2 separate regions of the Homo sapiens genome follow, and region 1 is linked to region 2. The links are chromatin loops, found by intact Hi-C in ENCODE. Cell type or tissue: MCF 10A. All regions are shown on one strand. Each heading gives the region's core, and the rest is flanking DNA. Links, peaks and the distances in the headings are about the cores only.

The links. Peaks named below come from ENCODE experiments on the same cell type or tissue, not always from the same donor. Only the 100,000 strongest peaks of a DNase experiment are listed, where the experiment ranks them.
Region 1: it touches region 2 in a loop (5-fold over the local background); 4 of 110 quality-filtered maps call a loop at or near these places.

Annotation. Positions count from the first base shown.
Region 1 is chr9:76,661,406-76,669,742 of GRCh38, reverse strand. All of the region lies in intron 9 of PRUNE2 (prune homolog 2 with BCH domain), which reads left to right. It overlaps LOC105376095 (a long non-coding RNA gene), which reads right to left. Exons shown (of 12, transcript XR_007061586.1): 12 at 5,204-6,108. Among named protein-coding and RNA genes, the nearest start is that of PCA3, 99 kb to the left of the region's middle. In MCF 10A, for the core only: a CTCF peak has its summit at 3,600 (motif pointing left); a DNase peak (open chromatin) is centred at 3,552.
Region 2 is chr9:77,164,375-77,172,711 of GRCh38, reverse strand. No RefSeq gene overlaps it. Among named protein-coding and RNA genes, the nearest start is that of VPS13A, 9.0 kb to the left of the region's middle. RefSeq lists an enhancer at 1,345-1,639 and a silencer at 1,345-1,639. In MCF 10A, for the core only: a CTCF peak has its summit at 5,140 (motif pointing left); no DNase peak of the experiment used is centred there.

The DNA.
Region 1 (8,337 bases), core at 110-8,109, 500 kb after region 2:
TGGGTAAAGAGTTGGAATTCCTTCCACAAGGAAGACTGGCATCTCACGCCCAGTTGGAAGTCAGCTTAGACTGGACTGTGGGTCTGCCCTGATCCTGCCTGAGCCAATGAAAACAACATTCGAGGCTGGGCATGGCGGCTCATGCCTGTAACCCCAGCACTTTGGGAGGCTAACGTGGGTGGATCACCTGAGGTCAGGAGTTCAAGACTAGCCTGGGCAACATGGTGAAAACTTGTCTCTACTAAAAATACAAAAATTAGCTGGGTGTGGTGGCCCGCAGCTGTGATCCCAGCTACTCAGGAGGCTGAGGCAGGAGAATCACTTGAACCCAGGAGGCGGAGGTTGCAGTGAGCCGAGATCACGCCACTGCACTCCAGCCTGGGTGACAAGAGTGAAACTTCATCTCAAAAAAAAAAGAAAAAGGAAAAGAAAAGAACATTCTTGAGAGGGTGGTGGTGGTGTGACCTTGTACTGTGTGTGATCTTGTACACAGTGTGATCACTGTGTGGAGGGACAAGGTGGTATAGGTGTTCTGTGGGTGCAGTGACCCCATGGACAGTAGTAGATTTGAGTCATTTTGTAATATCCCACCTGTTATGCACTGAATTGTGTCTCTCCAAATCCATATATGTTGAAGTCCTATCTTCTATTTGGAGATGGTTTCTTTAAAATGAATTCATTAGGGTAGGCCCTAATCCAGTAGGATTGGTGTCTTTATGAGGAAAAGAGATTAGGACATGCACACACACAGAGGGATGACTGTGAAAACAGAGAGAGAAGATGGCCATCTTCAAGTCCAGGAGAGAGGCCTCAGAAGAAACCAACCCTGATGACATCTTGATCTCAGACTTCCAACCTCCAGAATTGTGAGCGAGTAAATTTCTGTTGGTGAAGTTACTGTGTGCGATACTTTGCTATGGAAGCCCTCCAAACGACGATGCCTCCCAAGGTGAGAAGTCCCCAGCCAGAGGCAGTGCCAGGAGCTGAGGACAAAAGGAAGATGTGGAATGAAGCCGGTCCTCCTGTATCAGTGAAGTGTACAGTGGGGAGGCCCCACAGGCCCTCAAGGAACTCCTACAAGTTTCCAACAGAGGGAGGGGCTCCCAGAGTTCAGGCTGGGAAGAGGAGTGAGAGAATGATCCAGGCCTCTCTCCAGCTTCCACCTCACCCTCCCACCCAGGCCCTTTTCACAGATCAGAATCCTGGGGTAAGAGGAGGAATGGGAGAACCCTTCCTATCCCAAATTCCCTGAAGCACAGCTTTGGTTGGCCCAGGTAGGAGAGTGAAGGAGATAGAATTTTTAGATGAGAAACTGGATGTTTTAAACTAGATTAGATTTTAGTAATTGAAAGTAACAAGATAGCATGATGTAGGGAAGGAAGATTCAGCATAGCACAGTTGGGAAAATCAGAGATCTGAGAAATTTTTAATTATTTCGTGTTTGCATGATCATCAAATTCAGACTGTTTTTGAAAACCCTCCAGTTTTGTTTTTGTATTTTTACAGTAAACATCTTTTTACATATATCTTGGTATATACCTGTGAGTATTCTGCACTATATATTCTTAGAACAGCTGGTCAAAGGCTATGTGTATTTAAAATTTTGATGACTACAACCAAAAACTGTACCTCAATTTATATTCCTTATAGAAACACATTTGGGTGTACCACTTGCACCAATATGAGAGCTTCACAGTTTTAAATATATATTCAACTTTAAGAAAATGAAATGTTATTTAAGTTGTTAGACTCTAGGACAGCGGTTGTCAAACCTCCCCCTACGCTACCCACCAAGCCCAATCCAGTCAGCCACCTATTTTTGTCCATAAAGTTTTATTGGAACACAGCCATACCTATGCATTTACATATTGTCTATAGCTACGTTTGTGCTAGGACAACAGAGCTCAGTTGTTGCCACAGAAACTGTAGAGCATGTAAAGCCCAACATATTCAGTATCTAGCCCTTCCAGAAACACTGTGCTGATTCCACCTCCAGAAAAGTCAAAGGCAACCCTCCCATGTCCTGCAGATTAGCAAATATAACTGCTGAGCAGCAGTTGAAGGAATATCTTATCTATGTGTGTTCCTGTGGTTCATATTTCTGGTGCCAGCTTGTCCAAGGCATTTGGATGACTTCACACTCTTGAACTACTTGGGGCAGGAAGTCAGACTGCAAGAGTGCAGCTTTGCATTGCACTGTGGGGAAGGGGACCCTTTGTGAGCTTATCTTATGGGCAGGAGGGTGGGGCAGGCAGGCAGTCTTCCCAAAGTGTAAATCCCAGGAGATGCTGAGCAGGTGAAATGGGGGCTGCAGATGGCAGGAGCCTATGCTGCCAGCCCAGCCAGTTCTGCTGCTCACTTGGGCGTCCTGCAGATGCTGGCATCCCTGGCATTGAAGATTGTCTCCAATTCTGAAGAAAAACAATGGTCTACTTTTCCCCCTTCCCTTCGGAAGAACCTCATTCTTTCAAATTCACTCCCAGTTGCTCCTAATATTATCAAAGAGCTTTTACTGTTGGAGGAGAGAGCACAATATGTGCCACACCAGAGAGTGACCGTTGCCTAATTGGGTTCACAGTGATGACTTCTTTGTAAAACACTCCCATAAGCATCACCTATATTTCTAAATTATGTTTTGACAAAAGCTAAACTTCTTATCAAAAGGAATTTGTTGGAAGAGAATTTTCTTTTTTTTTGTGACAGAGTTTCGCTCTTGTTGCCCAGGCTGGAGTGTAATGATGCGATCTTGGCTCACCCCAACCTCTGCTTCCTGGGTTCAAGTGATTCTCCTTTCTCAGCCTCCCAAGTACCCGGGATTACAGGCATGCACCACCACAGCCGGCTAATTTTGTATTTTTAATAGAGACAGGGTTTCTCCATGTTGGTCAGGCTGATCTCTGTAGGGTCCAGCCCCACAGGGTCAGTGGGTTTTTCTCCCTGTGTGCGGAGACGAGAGATTGCAGAAATAAAGACACAAGACAAAGAGATAAAAGAAAAGACAGCTGGGCCCGGGGGACCACTACCACCAAGACGCGGAGACTGGTAGTGGCCCTGAATGCAAGGCTGCACTGTTATTTATTGGATACAAGGCAAAAGGGGCAGGATAAGGAGTGTGAGTCATCTCCAATGATTGACAAGGTCACATGAGTCACGTGTCCACTGGACAGGGGGCCCTTCCCTGCCTGGCAGCCAAGGCAGAGAGAGAGGGAGAGAGAGAGGACAGCTTACGCCATTATTTCTGCATATCAGAGACTTTTAGTACTTTCACTAATTTTGCTACTGCTATCTAAAAGGCAGAGCCTGGTGTACAGGATGGAACATGAAAGCGGACTAGGAGCGTGGCCAATGAAGCACAGCATCACAGGGAGATGGTTAGGCCTCCGGATAACTGCGGGCAAGCCTGACTGATGTCAGGCCCTCCACAAGAGGTGGAGGAGTAGAGTCTTCTCTAAACTTCCCCGGGGAAAGAGAGACTCCCTTTCCAGGTCTGCTAAGTAGCGGGTGTTTTCCCTTGGCACTGACACTACCGCTAGACCACGGTCCGCTTGGCAACGGGTGTCTTCCAAGGCCCTGGCATTACCGCTAGACCAAGGAGCCCTCTGGTGGCCCTGTCCGGGCATAACAGAAGGCTCACACTCTTGTCTTCTGGTCACTTCTCACTATGTCCCCTCAGCTCCTATCACTGTATGGCCTGGTTTTTCCTAGGTTATGATTATAGAGTGAAGATTCTTATAATATTGGAATAAAGAGTAATTGCTACGAACTAATGATTAATGATATTCATATATAATCATGTCTATGATCTAGATCTAGTATAATTCTTGTTGTTTTATATATTTTATTATACTGAAACAGCTCGTGCCCTCAGTCTTTTGCCTTGGCACCTAGGTGGCTTGCCGCCCACAGATCTCGAACTCCTGACCTCAGGTGATCTGCCCACCTCAGCCTCCCAAAGTGCAGGGATTACAGGTGTGAGCCACCACGCCTGGCCTGGAAGATAATTTTTATGGTCAAGTTTCACTATGTGGTGAGACATTCTGAGGAGCACTTTACCCAAAGGGCAGGGCACCTTCACGTGTCTAAATCTGTGTTGTTCAATAGTGACTCATTCATCTCCACCATGTGCTGAGCCCTGTGCTAAGCACTGGGTGTGCTTGTCCCCCAGGAGATTCATGTGTGTGTGGAGAGGGTGGCAGTGGGGAGGAGTGGGGGCAGACACATTTCAAACAGGAAATCATAGGAACATGGCAGCATCCACGTGAGGTAAGCACAGGGTGCTATGGGACATGACCCGACTCTGTGGGGAGGAGGTGAGGTCCCAGGTCCCCACTCTGTGGGATGGAGGTGAGGTCCCAGGACCTTACTCTGTGGGGTGGAGGTGAGGTCCCAGATCCCGATTCTGTGGGATGGAGGCGAGGTTCCAGGATGGAGATGTCCACACTGAGTAGTACAGGACAGCAAGATTGGCAAGGCTAAGTGGGGAGTGGGGAATGAGAAAGGAGGCTTGAGTCTGGGCTTAGGGGCCAGGTCAAGAGGGCCTTGTGAGCCCTTCTCTGAAGCCAAATTCTTTCCCTGAAGTGGTGAATTGAAAGGATTTAAACACAAGAAGGTGGTGTCAAGGTTAAGATGAAGAAGGATATTAGTTATAATTTGGAGGAGGTAGGGATGACGATCGTAAACAGAAAGGTGGTGATGTTTCTGCATGAAAAAAATGAACTTGAACTAAGGCTTTTGTAGTGAGAATGGAGTGGAGAGGATGACATAAATTTATAGGATTGGATGGCCAACTGGATGAGGAAGAAATGGTGGGAAAGAAAAGAAAGTAAGAGTGAATGCCAGTTTGGGAGCTTGAGTGCCCAGGTGATATGTAGAGACATTCACTAGGATGAGGAATGTATTAGTTAGCTATTGCTGTATAATAAATAATCTCGGCCAGGTGCAATGGCTCATGCCTGTAATCCCAGCACTTTGGGAGGCCGAAGTGGGAGGATCACTTGAGCCTGGGAGTTGGAGACCAGCCTGACCAACATGGTGAAACCCCATCTCTCCTAAAAATTAGCTCGGCATGGTGGTGCACGTCTGTAATCCCAGCTACTCGGGAGGCTGAGGCAGGAGAATCACTTGAACGCAGGAGATGGAGACTGGAGTGAGCCGAGATCGCTCCATTGCGCTCCAGCCTGGGCAATACAGCAAGACCCTGTCTCAAAAAATAAATGAATAAAATAAATAATATCAAAGTTTAGCAGCTTAAAACAACAAACATTGATTATTTCCCAGTGTTTGTAATAGGAATTCAAGAGTGTATTAGCTAGATGGTTCTGGCTTAAGGTATCTTGTTAAGTTGCCATCAAGACATTAGCCAGGCTGCAGGATCTGCCTCCAAGATGGCTCGTTCACATGGCTGTTGGCAGAAGGCTTCAGTTCCTTCCTGGATTTTCACAGGAAGCCTCAGTTCCTTGCCACATGGACTCTCCACAGGGCTGCTTGACTGTCCTTACAACAGGGTAGCTGGTTTCTCCCAGACTGAGAGACCCAAGAGAGAACAAAGCACACAGTGCTTTTTAGGACCTAGCCTTAGAAGTCACCTACCATCCATTCCACCTTATTCTGTTCTTTAGAAGCAAATCATCAGTCCACACTTAAGGGACGGGAAATTAGGCTCCACCTTTTGAAAAGAGTGTCAAAGAATTCATGGACACTTTTCAAAGTCGTCACAGAGAAGGTAGGATGTAGCGGATCTGCGTAGAGGAAGATGTGGGATTAGGTTTTGAACATGTTCAGTTTGAGATCCCTTTGAGCCATCCTGGTTGTGAACTGTAAACTCACTTCCTAAATAAGTATATGCCCCTCTCCAATGTGAGATTATGCCATCTAATTTAATCTTCTCCACAACAAACAAATCTATTCATAGATCTTAAGGTTATAGGAAAAATATTAAAAGAAGCTAGCAAATAGCCTGCAGGCAAGAGGTAGAATTCTCCATGCATCCATCATTCACAGCCAAGGAGTTAATTATTCTCTGAAAAGCAAAGAGGTTGAAATGATAAAAATGTAGGCTTTCCTTCTATTCCTGCTCAGCGTTCCTCAAATTTTCATGTTTAAGCCTCACTGTAAAAAGAAAAAAAAATTGACATGCAAAACCATGTACACTCTATTCAGGGAACAATTCAAGAAAATGTTTGAGGATCATTGAGCTACAAGTGATTTTTTTGCTCCCTGCAGAATTTTAGAATCTGACCCTGGGTAAGGAGGCTGCGTCGTGTCCCCCACCTCTGAGAACCTGAGAATGTTTAGCTGTGGTTTCTGCAGTTTTGCACATTCCCTAAAGAAGGTGTCTGGGCGAGTGCTCGGCGCTTATCTTCCTACTGTGTGCAGTCAGTTTCCAGCTCTCACCTCCCTCCTTCATCTCTCTTCAGCTGGCTGGCTTCTAAGATGCTTCTCCCTGCCTGGCCACAGTGCTTACCTGTTCTAGGATGAGAGAGGCCCAGCTGGGTTAGCGAACTGTTGCTAAAGAGCGTTATTTCATGGGCTTGACCCCAGCTTCCTATTGTAGCATTTCCTGTCTTGGGATTAGCTTGATTAGGCAAAGTGTGAAGCTCAGTGCTGCTTCAGTCTCACCTCCTACTTTGAGTAATTTGATAAGTACTCTGTGGTTCACAGGGTGCCATGTACTGCTGGCTTAAATGGAGCAGCCTACTTTATCAGACAAGAACCCTCAAATGGCAGTCCTCCAGCCCATAGGCTAATTGATATTCTTAACGAGGGAAGGCAAGCACCTCATGAAAGGTTTTGTTTGTGTTTTCTTTTTTCTTTTTATCTCTGTTTCTAGAGACAGCAACCTTATCAGTCCAGCAGATCTTAATAGACTAGAAAGAAGCCAGGAGAGTATTAAGGAACTCTTAACACAAGAGATATTTCTCTTTATGTAATCATTTTCCCAAAATATATCAGCATAACCGTCAGTATTTTTCTAAAGAACAATGGACCCCATGTCATGACCTGCTACTTTACTTTTTATGGAGGTATATATTTCAGTGGCCAATCTTGTAAAAGTGGTTATTCCTGAAAAGGGGTGCCACCTGCTGCTGGATATCCGTGTCTGTCAGGAAACATTACCATCTAGAAATGCTACTGGTATGTGTGTGCCAGCTCTTGGCTCACTGCTCATTTCCTGTTAAAAAGAACCTAATCTCAGGCAAAGCTAATCCTACAACAACAGTCAAATCCCTCCAGATTCAGATACGTTGAAAAAATACAAAATGCAGAATGGGCTTAATTTTGTACCTGTTCTAAAGGCAAGAAGGTGCATTTATGTCCAAAAGTTCTGCATTTGTTGTCCTTCATTCTCTGTCACATACTGCAATTAGCCTTCCATATGAAGAAATGTAAGTATCAGAAACACACAATCTACGAATATACGTGGGCTTCATTCTCAAATTGGAGACTTCCATTTCTATCACCGTTCTTTCTCCATTTGGTGGTATTCAGGATCATTAGAGAAGGTGCAAAGATTTAGCATAAATAGCATCAAGTCACCTAAGAGCATGTTTCTTTTTATAACTTCCTGGGCTGAGTTGAATGCTTAGCTAATTCAGTTCATCTTATTTCCTAAAATCTGAACTTAAGGCTATTTATTTTCCTCTAGGAACTTCTTTAGCTGCTTTCACAAGTTTGGATGTGCAGGGCTTTATTGTTTGGTTACTTACACGTGTGTTTTTTAGTCTCCAAACTGTGATTGGAGACTTTTTGTGATTGATAACTAGAGGTATGGCCCCGAAGTCAGAGAATATAGTACATGTGATGTTGACTTTTGGTATTTTATGAGACATCACGTATGGTAAGTTTTGGTGAGTTCAAAAAAAAAAAACTGTGTTTTTATTGACTGCAGATCTCTCCATTAGATCAAGCTATATTACTGCATTGTTCAGATCTGCCATATTCTTATATATTTCTTTTCAAATTAATTTATAAATTCTTGAGAGGTATACTCAGATTTTACCCCATGAAATTTATTTTGCCTTATAATGTATTTTCAATTTTTGTTTTACATATTTTGAGGCTATGTTGTTAAGAACACATTGGCTCTCAATTATTACATCTTCTGAAGAATTATTCCTTGTATCACTAAATAATAACTTTCTTTAGCCTTAATAATGCCTTTTCTGAAGTCTGTTTTGCTGGGCATTAATACTGTAATGCTGGCCAGGTGCAGTGGCTCATGCCTGTAATCCCAGCACTTTGGGAGGCTGAGGCAGGCAGATCACCTGAGGTCAGGAGTTTGAGACCAGGCTGGCCAACATGGTGAAACCCCATCTCTATTAAAAATACAAAACTTAG
Region 2 (8,337 bases), core at 261-8,260:
TTATTGTGATATTGCATTATAGTTATATAAGATGTCACCATTGGGGAAAACTGGGGTGAAGGGTATATGGGACCCCCCCTATAGATTTTTTTGCAACAACTCTCTATCAAAGTATAATTATTTTTAAAATAATTTTTGAAGGGTTTGCTGAGTCAAAGTCAACTAGGAGATGCCCCAGAGAATGAGATAAGCCTGAGAGTTAACAGCTCCTACATAATAATTTAATATCCCTGCACGGGGTGCCTGGTAAAAATATTCAAGAAAGAAAAGTATCTGAATGTGGTGACTTACCAGCATGTATTGAAATATCAATTATGCTGTGATCCCGGTAAAATACTTGAAAGAGGGATGTACAATAAGGGACTCTCAAGCAACTTCCTCTGACTCTAAATACTTAAAACACCTGAGCTCTTCCCAGAAAAAGAGGGTACCAAATACTGATGTCCACCAGTGCTTTTGATCTCAGATTTTAACATGGCTGATATTAAAAGCTGATTCCTTGTGATTCAGCTCTGTGCTCAGATATCACCTAATCATAGAGGTGATGTCTTCCCTGACCTCTCAGTCTCTAGTGGCCAGCAGTTATGCTCTGCCATATCACTTTAGCAGCACCTTAATCTAGCTGGCATTTTTTCCAACACTTGCAGAATCAGCATTACCTCACTATCTCAAAACAGTCAGAACCAACTTCATTGTTCCCCATCCTTAGAAGTTTGCTTCTCAGAACTCAGAGGCACAAGGGCCAGTCAAGCATCCCCTCGCCTCAGAAGTCTGAGTTTCAGTTTGAGGGCCCCTCTTCTAAATTTCCAAGTCTGTCCCTTTGCTCACTGAACCCTTGGGGTTGTATCTGGTTTTTGCAGTAACTGCCTCCTCAGTACCTTAGAATTCTCTCTTTACCTTTTCACTACTTAATTACTTATCTAGTTAACAATTCTGTACGTACCTATATCTATAGAAAGGGGAGTTGGGGCCTGCAGCTGAGTCTGTGCAAGGGAGATGTTTGGCTGAGAGAGGGAAGCCATGTAATCAAAGGGAGTAAATACAAATTATGACTGAGGAGGGAAGCCAGGCTCAGGGCCAGAGAGCTGCTTAAGTGTCAGGACAGGCAGCAACTGCTAGTCTATAAATAGGTAATGAGCCCAAGGGTCAAAGGTTTGGATAATCAAGAACAGGTCAATCAGTGCAGTATGAAGTAGGTCCAGGAGAAGGATGGAGAGGTGGGGCTGTGCATGTGGCGTGCTGAGAGTTTGTTCTTAATTGCCCTGTGGCACAGGGGCAGTGGGCTTAGATAGCTCACTCTGAACTGAATCCACTGATACCACTGCCCCTCCTTGTTTGTTCAGCCCAACCTCTCCATTTGTGAGCCAATATTGATTTAGACAGGATGTGAAAGACCTCCCAGAATGAACTCTCTTCCTCTCTGGACTTCCAAATATTGACCATGATCTTGATTTCCTGCCTCTGATTTCTTTCCCTCCTTTGTGAACCATTGACTGAACTAGAAGCTCTGTGTTCCATGTGTGTGTTGCTATTTCTGTTAAGCCCTTCCCCAGAGCCTGGACCACATGTCAATGTGCAGTTCTAAGGACAGCCACTGTCACTCTGCCTCACCTACCCTCCCCTACTTATCTGTTAATGCAAGTAAAATAAAACATACAGGTAGGAAGCACTGACCAGGATGGAGTGGGGTGGGAAAGTCCCGGAGTTAAAGAGCAGTGAAAGTCCATTATGGAGATTTAGGCAGGAGGTAATTATAGATCTCAACTAGGCCAATGCAATTCAAATGAATAGAAATACATTGATGTGATGGAGGTCATAAACGTGGAATTTATAGCCTTCGAAATTGATTAACTGTGGTAAATGAGGTAAATATAATAATTCCAAGATTGTGTCATTTATAGCAACTGAAACATGAAAACAAGACATTGGTTTTATAGGAGATGATAAAGAATTTTAGTTTTAGGTTCCATGAGATTTGAAATCTAGGGGAAAATATTTGGGACAGAGTGTAAATAGTAATTCAGGAGGAAATGTCTAGTGTTAGTTAGAAATTAAGGAATGGGGTTCCAGTGAGAGTCTAGAATAAGAGATGAAGGCTTGGGACTCCCTACACAGAAGCAACCGTTGATACTCAATGGATGGATGACACTTTGGAGTAAAGAATTATAAAGAAAAGCAGAAGAATGAGGACTGAACTGTGAAGAAACCATCTCATTTAGGGAGGAACAAAATGAACTTGAGAAAAGAGACCTACAACAAAAGCCAGTATACCTGGAGTGGGCTGACATAGAAATCCAAGAGGACTTATAGGAAGAAAGGGAGGTCAGCAGTAACAAAAGTGTAGGGATGTCAAGAAAGATAGAAACTCAGAAAATGGCCGGGCACGGTGGCTCACACCTGTAATCCCAACACTTTGGGAGGCCAAGGCAGGCAGATCACCTGAGGTCAGGAGTTGGAGACCAGCCTGACCAACATGGAGAAACCTCATCTCTACTAAAAATACAAAATTAGCCGGACATGGTGGCACAAGCCTATAATCTTAGCTACTCGGGAGGCTGAGGCAGGAGAATCGCTTGAACCTGGGAGGCAGAGGGTGCAGTGAGCCAAGATTGCGCCATTGTACTCCAGCCTGGACAACAAGAGCGAAACTCTGTCTCAAAAAAAAAAAAAAAAAAAAAAACCCTCAGGAAAAAAAAAGTGAATTTAGCTATTACTGAGTGTAAGCAAGTTCTTTTGATTCACCTAAGAGATGTCTACCCAGGGTCATTTAAAAAGTCACAAATAGAGAATATATTTCAATAACAAAAAAGGTTACTACCAAATTTGAACCTCATGTTTACACTTTTATTTAGAAAATTAAGTTGACATCAACACTTACCAAGTACTTAAATGCACACTGTTCCTTCAATATTAGTAGAGAGATTCACTGTCAATGGAGATGCATTAGCTTGATAAATGTACACAGTATTTTTTGTATTTCTATGATATCTAAACTATTCTTGTTCTAGTATATGCTTTTATCATCACAATATAACATAATTCCCAGTAAGAATCTTAACTAATTCATAAGTAAACAAAGCACTCACTTTCAAATATCCTATTTTCTGACTGTTTTAATCACATTTTAGCATTCTTTTTTTTTTTTTTTTTTTTTTTTTTGAGATGGAGTCTCGCCCTGTCGCCCAGGCTGGAGTGGAGTGGCACGGTCTCAGCTCACAGCAGCCTCCACCTCACAGGTTCCAGCAATTCTTCTGCCTCAGCCTCCTGGGTAGATGGGATTACAGGCATATGCCACCATGCCCAGGTACTTTTTGTATTTTTAATAGAGACGGGGTTTCACCATGTTAGCCATGCTGGTCTTGAACTCCTGACCTCAGTTGATCTGCCTGCCTCAGCCTCCCAAATTGTTAGGATTACAGGCGTGAGCCACTGTGCCCGGCCAGCATTTTTTTTTCTTTTTTTGGAGACGGAGTCTTGCTCTGTTGCCCAGGTTGGAGTGCAGTGGTGTGATCTCGACTCACTGCAACTTCCACCTCCCAGGTTCAAGCGATTCTCCTGCCTTGGCCTCCTGAGTAGCTGGTATTACAGATGTGCACCACCACACCTGGCTACTTTTTGTATTTTTAGTAGAGACGGGGTTTCACCATGTTGGTCAGGATGGTCTTGAACTCCTGAGGTCATGATCTGCTTGCCTCGGCCTCCCAAAGTGCTGGGATTACAGGCATGAGCCACTGTGCCCGGCCAGCATTCTTTATTTAATAACTATTTGCCTGGAAATATGCTAGTCTATAAAGAGCTGTTTTATGAACTATATATAAAACTGTTTTCTAAGTTTATGCACTTATATAAATCCTGGTAAGACATACCATTGCTGACCTAATAAACATATATGTGAGGTTGTAAGAAAACAACAAATCCCTTGTTCCCTAGTATATATACACGTGCACACACAGACATGTGCTGTAGAAGTTGTAATATGATCCAGCACTTATCAATAAATAATATTTTCTACATCATGGAGAGCTAGCTTAAGTACTTTATATAGAGAGAATTTACATACAGTATCACAGATAGAGGACAGATATGTAATTACAGAAAAGGCTATTGGTACAATTAAGCCTCATGTATAACACTAGTACGTTTCTTTTTCTTTTTTTTTTGAGACGAAGTCTTGCTCTGTCGCCCAGGCTGGAGTGCAGTGGCGCGATCTCGGCTCACTGCAAGCTGCGCCTCCCAGGTTCACACCATTCTCCTGCCTCAGCCTCCCGAGTGGCTGGAACTACAGGCGCCTGCCACCATGCCTGGCTAATTTTTTGTATTTTTTAGTAGAGACGGGGTTTCACCATGTTAGCCAGGATGGTCTCTATCTCCTGACCTTGTGACTCACCCACCTCAGCCTCCCAAAGTGCTGGGATTACAGGCGTGAGCCACCGCACCCGGCCCTAACAGCAGTATGTTTCTAATTAAATTATTTAGTTCAATTCAACAATTACTTACTAAGTTAAACCTGATAATGTCTAAAGTTTTCCGATGCTCATATTTTATAAAACCTTACTTCCCAAAGAGCATGGACATAATGTTCCCAGAATCTCTTCTTTGAAAGAAGTCATGGTGTTTTTCCACTGCTAAGAAGACTAGGCCAGGTGTGGTGGCTCACACCTGTATCCTAGCACTTTGGGAGGCCTAGGCAGGCGGATCAGCTGGAGGTCAGGAGTTTGAGACCAGCCTAGTCAACATGGTGAAACCCCCGTCTCTACTAAAAACGCAAAAATTAGCCATACGGGGTGGCGGGCGCCTGTAATCCCAGCTACTCGGGAGGCTGAGGCAGGAGAAGGGTGTTAACCCGGGAGGCGGAGCTTGCAGTGAGCCGAGATCGCGCCACTGCACTCCAGCCTGGGCGACAGACCGAGACTCCGTCTTAAAAAAAAAAAAAAAAAAAAAAAAAAAAAAAAGATGGAAAAAAAGAAGAAGAGTAGTCTCTGTCAATTATCACATTTATATTCTTCGTAGATTATACACTCTGCTTTTTATATCCAAGGAAATTCTGAGTCAGATGCACCAGTTCGGTTTCATTAATGTTAAATTAGCTGATTCCAGCATCAGTCAGAGATTGAAATGTCTTCAACTTTCCCTTCCAGAAGGTTAAAAGAGCGCCATCTAGTGGATTTTTAAATATAAAATCCTTCCAAATCTGTATTCAAATTGAACTACTGTAATCATCGGTTTTAAAAGAAAACTTTCATTTTAAATGACAGTGATTATAAATCAATTATATATTTTATAAAATGAATCCTAAACATCCTTTCAACTAAACTTCAGATTTGAAAATCAAACTTAGTAATGTTAGCTTATGACATTTTTAACCACATATTTTTACTACTGAATTGGTTTCTCTTCTATTTGAATGTTAATTATGGCATACTAAAGATTTTCTTGCTTTTCATATCCTTTTAAGAAAGACTCAGTTGATTGCAGCTTTGTGGTATTGAAAACAAGTTTGGCTTTGTTTTTTTCTCAACATTATACTGTTAATGGACCAATTCTTAAACAAAGAAGGTTTAATTCTACTCACTGGCTATGTCAGACATTTGAGCTGGTCTATGAGGAAGTATAGAATTTGAATTTGTCCTTTAGTGTCCGTGGTCAATACAAACTGTTTGATTTTTTCTCTAATTGCATAAAATTCATCAATGCATTTGGAATGAAAAGAACAACATGAGGACTGCCTCAGCCTTAACTACTGACACCTCATCATCAGACTAGCGGGCCTGTAGACAATGTGAGTAGTAAAATTAAGTCGGCGTCTCTATGCAATCCTGCAAATGCATTTAAAAAATGGATAGCAATGGTCAGGCAACCATATGGGTTGATGGGAATACAAGTTCATAACTTCCAGCTAGATTGTCTTTTCACTCTTGTTTATTCTCTTCATTATTTTTCTATTTTGTTCCTTTTAGCTTGTATTCCTCAAATTCCCCCAAATGATCCCTCTTCACATTGAGATCGCTCTTCAAATACCTCCTAATTGAAGCAGCTTTCCTTAACTATATTCTCAAAAATAACACTATCCCTGTATCCCTCCTCTACTCCTTAGTATTCTTTTTCTACTCTGCTTATTTCTTACAGTACTTATCACTACTTATTTGCTTGTTTTCTGTCTCCCTCTGTAATAATTTCACCATTGATTCCATTATTTTACCTCTCTCTGTATCTGGTCATTTAACTTTGCAGCATTCCCCTATTGTGAGGGGGGCATTCCGCCTCATTCTTTGATTCTGCGTTCGTTCATGTGACTTGCTTAGGCCAATAACACATTAGCTGCTGTGATGCAAACAGAGCTTGGAAAGCACCTGCACAGTTAGTCTTTCTGTCTCCCTCTGGGCCATTGCAATGGAAACATGCCTGGCCTAGGCTGCTAGGCAATGAATGATACGTGGAGCAGTGCCAAGTCACCAAGATTGCCCCAGTCTCTTTGATTGGCCTAACCTGCCCCTTATGTTTTTCTTTTCTTTTCTTTTCTTTTTTTTTTTTTTGAGACGGAGTCTCACTCTGTCGCCCAGGCTGGAGTGCAGTGGCACAATCTCGGCTCACTGCAAGCTCCGCCTCCCGGGTTCACGCCATTCTCCTGCCTCAGCCTCCCAAGTAGCTGGGACTACAGGTGCCCGCCACCACGCCTGGCTAATTTTTTATATTTTTAGTAGAGACGGGGTTCCACTGTGGTCTCGATCTCCTGACCTCATGATCCGCCCGCCTCGGCCTCCCAAAGTGCCCTTATGTTTTAAGAATTCTAATAATGAGGTTTGTTTTTTTTTTAAAGGACACTGCATTTGGAGGTGGTTTGTTATATAGCAATAACTAGTTAGTACACCCTCTCATAGAATACAAACTCCCTGAGTGCCAGGAGTTTGTATTTTCTTTATTGCTACATCCCTAGCACCAAGCACCGTGCCTGAAGTAGATATATGTTGAATAAACAAATCGGATGAGGCAGGTAAGCCATATATTAGAGCTTAAGTAATAACTTTTCTGACCATCTGTCTTTTTATAGGGATAGATTCTTTAACATGGAGAGAAATGGGTAGGCTACTTATCCAACAGGCAATTCTCCAAAAATATTTTTTTTATCTCATTCAAGCTTTTGATAAGTATTAAGGAGTAGTGAGTTCAAGGTTACATATTTTACCAAGTGTTTTAAGTGTAACTATTTAAAGTGTGCAGCAAATTGCTGTAATGATCAACTCTAATGAGATGGCATTACAACTGGCTTCCTTTTTAGGATCACTGAGTAGCTCAACAATGAAATATATGAAAGCCAGTTCACCTCCATATAGAGGTGGGCTCAGGTATACCTTGTGACCAACAGGTCAGTTTGAGGTAGTTCTGAATTCAAGATGATGAGTAAGTTAGACATCAAAGTTCTGTGTCAAAGAGCATGGCTACAATATTTTTTAGATTGAAATTAAGAGAAAAAAATGTTGCCTTAGTCAATTTTCTGCAGCTATAACAGAATACCACAGATTGGGTAATTTATAAAGAACAGAAGATTATTTGGCTCACAGTTCTAGAGGCTGAGAAGTCCAAGAGCAAGGCACCAATGTCTGATGAAGGTCAACCCATGGCAGAAAGCATCACGTAGCGAGTCCACCAGACAGAAAGATAAAATAAAGATAAATAAAATAAAAAATAAAATAAACTAAAATAGGGTCCGCATTTAATCCTTTTGTCTGGAGCCCTCTCTCAAGGTAACCTACCCACTCTCTCAATAATAGCATTAATCCATTCATGAGAGCTCTGCCCTCATGACCCAGTCACCACTCAAAGGTCTCACCTCTCAGTCTGTCACAAATGGCAATTAAATTTCAACATGAGTTTCAAACGGGATATTCAAACCATAGCAGAGGTATTACCAAATTGTCACACAAGTTGTTTTTTTAAAATGTAGTAAAAAGTACTGACTAGGCACAGTAGCTCACGGATGTAATCCCAGCACTTTAGGAGGCCAAGGCAGATGGATGGCTTGAGGCCAGGAGTTCGAGGACAGCCTGGCCAACCTGGCAAGACCCTGTCTTTACTACTAAAAATACAAAAATTAGCCAGGTGTGGTGGCACATACCTGTAATCCCAGATACTTGGGAGGATGAGGCACAAGAATCACTTGAGTCTGGGAGGTGAAGGTTGCAGTGAGCCGAGGTCACGCCACTGCACTCCATCCTGGGCGATTGACTGAGACTCTGTCTCAAAAAAAAAAAAAAAAAAAAAGAAAAGAAAAGAAAAGAAATTTAATTGTCATTGTAACAGCGTTAGGAGGTGGGGCTGCCTTTAAGAGGTTATTAGGCC